2 separate regions of the Homo sapiens genome follow, and region 1 is linked to region 2. A link is an interaction called in ENCODE POLR2A ChIA-PET data of the cell type or tissue named here. Cell type or tissue: PC-9. All regions are shown on one strand. Region 1 has its middle 35 kb from the start of RTP4. Region 2 has its middle 70 kb from the start of LINC01991.

Region 1 (4,000 bases), 640 kb before region 2:
AGAACAATAAAACTAATAACTTCTATTTAAACACACCAAGAAAACAAGGGAGAAGACACAAATTATTTATATCAAGAACAAAAAAGGGAACATGATTACAAATTTTACAGTCACTAAAAGAATAATAAGGTCTATTATAAATAGCTTTATGCCAATAAATTTAACTTCTGATAGGAAATGGAAGAATCCTTTGAAAAACACACATGACTAAAACTGACAAGAGAAAATAGAAATTCCAAATAGTCTATCTAAAAATAATTTTATTTGTAACTAAAAATGCTTCAGAAGGAAAAATCCCAGCCCAGATGACATCTCTGGTGAATAATTTCAAACATCTAAGGAAGAAATAATAATGATTATACACAATCTCTTTCATGAAATAGGGAAGGTGATGGTACATGAGCCGTCACTAGATAGGTGTTCAAACAAAACGCCAGCAGCACCACCATGATCCTGCTTTCCTAACGGAGCCTTGTGGCGTCTGCAATTCCACTTCTGGGCAGTTATCCAAGAGCAATTAAAACATGTGTCCATAAAAATGCTTGTATACAAATCTTCACAGAATTATTATTTATGCTAGATTAAAAACTGGTAACAATCTAAATATGTATTAGCAGGAGAAGGTATAAATAAACAATTTTAATACATATATATGGTAAAATACTACTCAGAAATAAAAAAGAATGCACTGCAGATATATAAAAAAAGCATAGATTAATCTAAAAAGCATTACACTGAGTAAAAGTAGCCAGACACAAAAGACTGTGTGTGTGTGTATATATATATATATATACTCTCTCTATATATAAAAATATGTATGTGTGCATATATATACATATATATATACGCATATATATATACATATATATACGCATATATATATACATATATATATACGCATATATATACATATATATACGCATATATATATATACATATATATACGCATATATATACATATATATACGCATATATATACATATATACGCATATATATATACATATATATGCATATATATATACGTGTACACATATATATATACGTGTATATATACACACATATATATACACGTATATATATATACACACACACATATATATATATATATCAGAAAGTGTAGATTTTTCTCCTGCTAAATCCATCCTCCCTATGCACCATCATTACTCCAGTACCTTGAAGAGCTACAGGGATCTAGAAAGGACCTAAAATACCCTATGTTCAAATAACAATAAGCTCGACACCTTTTAAGTGAAAATGTTTGCACCCACTGGTGGTAACTTGAAGCCATAGGAGAAAGATAACATTTATTTCTGAAGTGTTAGTTTTGATCAAACCTGCTTTAGTTAGTTAGATTATGTATATATACACAAACCCAGAGACCTACACACAAAACCAAAATATGTATAAAAAACAAACATTGATGTACTATGGAATATAAAAATAATAAATTTTTAAAGATAAAGCATGAGGCTGGGTTGTGGTGGCTCACACCTGTAGACCCAGTGCTTTGGGAGGCCACAAAGAGATGATTGCTTAAGCCCAGGAGTTTGTGACTAGCCTGGGCAACATAGTGAGCACTGTTTCTACAAATTTGTTTAAAAAAATTAGCCATGCATGGTGGAGTGTGCCTGTAGTCCTAGGTAGTCCGGAGGCTGAGGTGGGAGGATCACTTGAGCCCAGAAGTTGTGGGCTGCAGTGAGCTATGATTGCACCACTGCACTCTAGCCTGGGCAGCAATGAACTACTGACTCAAATAAATAAATAAATAACGAAAGATAAAGCATGAGATTCTAAAGACATTTTATGTTTTCAGCAGGCTAATTTAACCTACATTTCTAGGCTTCCTTCACCTCCTGCCCTCCACTTCACATCTTCTTCCCACCCCTGTGAGAGGTATCTCTATTCATTCTCCTTGGCCATCCAGGGACTTGGATGGATATGTTTGACAAAGACTGATGAAAGGCATATGCTAACAGGTACCAAGAACTAGGAGATGGTGTCAGGTGCTCTTTGGCTTTCCTCAGCATCACCTAACCTGAGGAACCTGGAGGACTGTTGCTTGGGACCCTTCCCAGAAGAAGAAGTTGTCAATCTTGTGGTTTGACAATTCCATTACCACCCTTTCTATTTATTCTATCCATCTTCCATGACTTCTGATTGCACCAAGCCACAAACAGTCCACAGTGCATTGTATACTCAAGAACCTAGACACAGAGGCTACAGAGAGGTCACACAAACATGTGGACTAGGAACTTCCAAGTTTTTGTGAACACCGCTACTAGCTGACTCACTACCTGAATCACTGGGAGAGAATGAACTATGGGAGGGGCCTTGATAGTCTCCCACGTTTCTGTGCAACCCAGAGCATATCACAGCTTCTCAGAGCAGTTACTGGAACATTGGCTTTGCTTTACTTACGGACTTTAGGATCTATAGACTTCTTTGTTTTTAACATCACATGTTGTTTCCATCAGAAGATTTTATTGTAATGAGTCAGTGCTTCTCACTGGAACTAATACTGGTCACGGGGCATGTTTTAAAATTTAATGGGATCATTTGATTTGCTACTGTTATTAGTGGACAAGAGCCAGGAATGACAGACCTTTTGCATTGCAAAGGACAGCTCCAAACAACTAAGAAGTGTCCTGCATTCCATGTGAAAGTTAAATAATCTTTTTTATACTAGTCTGACCTGGCATATATACTAGTCTGACCTTTTTATACTAGTCTTCCTTCACCAGTGCTTCTTTTACCTCTCAAATAAACTGCTTTGCTATTGTATCTTTGTTTCAAGGTGAGTTTCTGGTGTAACCCGAACTATGGTAATTTTTTTAATTCTAGTATTTAACTCTCTCTCTCTCTCTCTCTCTCTCTCTATATATATATATATATACATATATATACACGCACACACATATATATACATATATATACACACACACACATATATATATACATATGCTAGTCTGACCCTAGCATTTAACTCTATTTTATATGTATACTCACACTGCTAATGGCATTTGAATTCCATTGTAACACACCTGTGCTGTTACGTTTGTGCATTTGTAGCTATGGCATGCAATCTGATTCTGTGAAGAAGTGCAAGCATTTCACTACTTGCTCAGGTACTCGAGTGTGATGTGCTCCAGCAATTGCATTGCTAAAATGTTATTATTTTTTACAAATTACTTCCCTTTATTTCTTCATGTATTAAGTTCGGGGCATTATATTGCAGTCTGTGAAATGATATGTTTATAGATTACATTATCTATGATTTTTATATCCAGATACTAAATGGGATATCACAAAATATTTGTTGTTGTTGCTTTTGTTATGTGCATGTGTTTGTGTGCTTTGTTTTTTTTTTTTTTTTTTTTTTTAGAAAAAAGAGCATTCAATCTAAAAGTCAAGAAAATGACGATATGGGTGATAAATATTGACAGCTTAGACAAGGGCTTGAGGGGTGAAAAAGAAAGTCACTGTGGATATAGAATTAACAGAATTTACAAAGAGATTAGATTCAGTGGATTTTAATTAAGCTCTGTTTCAACTTTCCCTTCTGTAGGCTAAATAAACCCAGAGCCATCAACCAACTTGGCCTGCTTTATAAATCTTTTGTTATCTCGGCTGCTGGCTTCAGAAGCACTTCCCTGGGTCTCTAAGTTGTGTTCAGTTATGGATTTCCAAACAGAGCTTAAACATATTAAGCGAGAAATTGGGTCTCCCAATTCCCACGTAATACACCATGCACTGGCTCACAGATCTGACAATGTAACGTGGATATGCACATGTAGCAGCCATTATCAGTGGCCTGTCTATATTCTCCCATCTCCTGTATATGTCCAGTGACTTGCAGCTGCCAGCATCTACATTTCTTTAATTAAGAGTCTTCTTTGGCCACTGAAGCCCATCATGAAGGAGGCTGGAAGTGCAACCCACCTGCATCCCCCAAATAACACTCAACCTGTAACTTCCTGCAGTAGGTGTATAAATACTGGA
Region 2 (4,000 bases):
TAGCTGAGAAGAGAAAGTTGCAGAAGAAACAGAGTGCCTCCCCTGCCCCTCCCCAATTGGTTTGCATCCTTCCTTTTACTCCCAATATCTCAGAATGCCTACCTAGAAGGAACTTGGGTTAAAATCTGGGTGACATCCTCAACTTGCAGGTTAGAAAGCTGAGGTCCAGAGAAAGGCATAAACTCTCAAGGCCGCATAGCTGGTAAGTGACAGAATTGAGAACTGAGTCTGCATATGTTCATTCCCTGTCCAGTGAGGGAGCATCAGGACCTGGAACCATGCAAGGAGGTGAAAGCTGAAGGTGGGGGGGTGAAGTCACACTGGTTTGTTGGTTTGTTGAGTTTTTTTTTACTTTGAATTGAAGTGAAATTCACATAATATAAAATTAACATTTTAAGTGTAGAATTTAGTAACATTTAGTACATCCACAATATTGTGCAACCACCACCTCTATCTGGTTACAAGACATTTTTTATCACCCCAAAAGGAAACCTTACACCATTAAGCACTCACTCTATTTCCCCCTCTTCCAAGACTGGCAATCACTAGTCTGCTTTCTGTCTCTATGGATTTGCCTATTCTAAACATTTCGTACAAATGAAACCATAGAATCTGTGGCTGTTTGCGTCTGGCTTCTCTCACCTAGCATGTTTTCAAGGTCAATCATGTTGTAACATGTATCAGTATTTCTTTCATTCCTTTTCGTGGCTGACTAATATTCCTTTGTGTGGGTATAACATATTTTGTCTATCACATCTGGTTTTAACTAAGTGTTGGGTGCTGGGGTAACAAGAAGCCTCTTAATTTATTCATGCTTTCTTCACTCTACACTCTTGAAAACAGGCACAGAGTGAGGACTTGGTAATGTCTACTGGGTGGGCGTTTATTGAATGCTTGCCACTGTTAGAGCTTAGTGAGGCTCCTAGAACTGACCTGGCAAGATGATGTGGAGAAGGATCATGCACTGAACCCAGTAGAGATCTGGGCTCTGGTTCCGGCTCTTCAATAATCAGCTGAGTGGCCCCAATCAGGTTCTTCCCCTTCTCTGGGCCACAGTCTCCTCAACTCTAAGCCAGGATAATAATGCCAGTTGCTTTCGTCTGTTCAGGTTCCTATAATACACTATCACAGACTGGGTGGCTTATTGACAACATACATTCATTTCTCACAGATATGGAGGCTGGAAGTCCAGGACCAGGTGCCAGCATGGGCAGCTTCTGGTGAGGGTGATCTTCCAAGTTGTAGACTACCAACTGCTCCTTGTGTCCTCATGTGGTGGGAAGGGGTGAGAGAGCTCTCTGGGGCCTCTTTTGTAAGGCCAATAATTCCACTCATGAGGACCTGGTTCTCATGACCAAATCACCTCACTAAGGCCCCATCTCCTAACACCATCCCGCTGGGGCTTAGGTTTCAACACATGACTTTGGGGAGGACACAAACATTCAGATAATAGCACCTGTCTAACTAATCACCTGCCAGGGCTACTGGGAGTCCTGAATGGAATAATATCTGTAAAAGTTCCCTGTAAACAACTCCTCTTATGTAAAGCTTATCTCATTTAAAACAAAACCAAAAACTCCTCACTAACCATCTACCTGTAAAGATATGGTTATTGACAGCAAATGGTGAGATAGAGGAAGATTCTCTACCAGGATTTCCTTCAGGGGGCCATATCTATTTGCTTGGGATAAAATACCTGGATGGGCACAGAAGGGACCTGAGTATGGGGAACTTTACTAAAGAAGACCAGGGATCAGGTGCCTGTTGCTCAGAAGAATGAGGTTGAGGACCAGAGAAGGCAGGAGGTGAAAAGACAGCAAGGGCTGCCGAGTCTATGAAGACTCCCCTCATGACCCTCGATCTTCAGTAAAGTTACCAAACTCACAAACGTCTGAATGCAAGTGGGTTTTTGTGAAGACCAAGTGAAGGAAATGGGCTTTGTTCCTGGAATGGGTGGTGCAGGACAGAACCAGACAGCACTCTTAGATAAGAGGGCATGAAAGCTGAATGAGGCATGATGATATATGGTGTGGGTACGGAGAGCAACTGCTCTGTGGATTCAAGGCTCTCATAAGGCTTGGCATTGGGGTTCGGGTCAAGTTTAATAGGATCTCCAAGGGCCTCCGCTGACATCTGGGCTGCACACAATTAGACATCCGCCACAAGGGCTGTGCCCATGGGCAAAACCACTGATGAGACCCATGGTGTCCCCACGCTGATATTACAGTGACTTATACCTTTCGACCCTATGCAGCCCTCAACCCTACAGCCACAGTACGAGAACTTGGATCTTGGCACTCGTTTGCTTTTGCTCCCAAACAATTGTTGGTTCAGAGGCCTTTATATGGCAACCACAAATGAATCAACTCTGCAAACAAGGCAGACCCTTGGAATGGCCCCTAAGTACTTTCTGCTGTCACCAGCAAAGAACTTGTGCAGTAACAGCCTCCCTCAGGACCTAGTAAACCTCTGTTCTTCTGCTCAGTTGCCAGGTGACATGCTAGTTACTGGCTTAGAGCAACATGCCAGTAAGATCAGTATGAGGCTTAGAGCTATGTCCAGTAAGATTAGTATGAGGCTTAGAGCTGTGCCCAACACAGTTAGCTTTGTACCAGAGGGAATGTTGTTCCTCATACCCCTTTACAAATCAGTTCCCTCCTGGATTTTGATCCTAAGAAAATCAACAAAAGCACAAAGCTGAATATCCTAAGATAATCTTTACAAAATTATCCATAATGCTAAGCAGCTGGAGACATAAAATTCCAACAATAGGTAAAAGGCAAGAAACTTGGTGTGAATCACCACAATGGCATTTCTGCAGCCATAAAAGAAAGATTGGAGCAATACGGCAAATTCATGTAATATTAAGCGAAAACACAGAACCCTAAATAGTATTTGTGACATGACTGCAACTATGTAAAAATGTGCATTGTATATGGACAAGAAGACAGATGGGACTATGGAAAATAAAAAAATATTGCAAAAGGTAGAATACCTACAGGCAGCTTTTTCTTTAATATTATCTTTTATATCATCCTCTTTGTATTTCACTAGGTTCAAACCTGCATTCTTATCCAGCTGTTTATCTGCATCTGTTTTCCCCACCCAATTAGATTTCATATATCTGTCACTATAAAGATATTTATAATTCTGTTTGTGCTGACTTGTTTCTACCTCCCTTACCTTGTAGAACCTTCTATAAGTGAAACCCACATGATATCGGGCAGGAGGTGGCTAAACAATAATGTGCCAGGCTGCTGTTGCTTGGGAGGTATTTACTAATGCTGCACTGGAAGTGTCGTGGTGCTTGCAAATAGAGGATCCATTTTCAGTTTGGACTCTAATCAGGAAGAAGGGACTCTTTCCATGTAAGAGGTTTTAAAACCCTTCCCAGCAACCAGGATGTGGGAACTAGAGCAGCCAGGGATGATGAATTCTGATCCTCACTGAGAAAATGGAGCTTCAGTATGATTAGGGAGCAACAGAGTGCTCCAGTATCATCAATGAGCAAGAGAGTGCTCCAGGATGATGGGTGAGCAACATAGAGCTCCAGCATGATCAGTGAGCAACAAAGTGCTCCAGCATCATCAGCAAGAAAGAGTGCTCTGGTGTGTCTGGTGAGCAGCTGCAGCACTAGTGGAGATGCCAGTTTCAGAGTAAACAAGCACAGATTAAAGATTCTCTGTGATCAGTAAGTCGGGGTCTAGAATAACTGATGGGCATTTCAGTCCAGATCACACCATGAAAAACCAGAGAAATGGGACCCAGAGGGGAGGATGCTAAAAACTCCAGGACTCTTCCTCTAGCCACCTGGATGCCAGATCCCTGCCCCAGATCCTTTATAATTGGCACCAGAACTCACAGTGCAGTCTCTGTTTCATTCATTTTCTATAAGATTATGCAGGAGATGGTATTTAGGTCTCATTCCAGAGAGTGAGCTCAGGCGTCCTCAGCTAATTTTCATTGAGGGTCAGGCTAAAGAATATCAGGGCTTGTGCTA

What was found. Peaks named below come from ENCODE experiments on the same cell type or tissue, not always from the same donor. Only the 100,000 strongest peaks of a DNase experiment are listed, where the experiment ranks them.
Region 1: POLR2A ChIA-PET joins it to region 2 with 13 read pairs; 1 of 35 experiments calls an interaction of 5 or more read pairs at or near these places.

The regions. Positions count from the first base shown.
Region 1 is chr3:187,401,574-187,405,573 of GRCh38, forward strand. No RefSeq gene overlaps it. Among named protein-coding and RNA genes, the nearest start is that of RTP4, 35 kb to the left of the region's middle. In PC-9, no CTCF peak of the experiment used is centred here; a DNase peak (open chromatin) is centred at 2,318; H3K27ac peaks cover 539 bases.
Region 2 is chr3:188,044,216-188,048,215 of GRCh38, forward strand. No RefSeq gene overlaps it. Among named protein-coding and RNA genes, the nearest start is that of LINC01991, 70 kb to the left of the region's middle. In PC-9, no CTCF peak of the experiment used is centred here; a DNase peak (open chromatin) is centred at 2,466.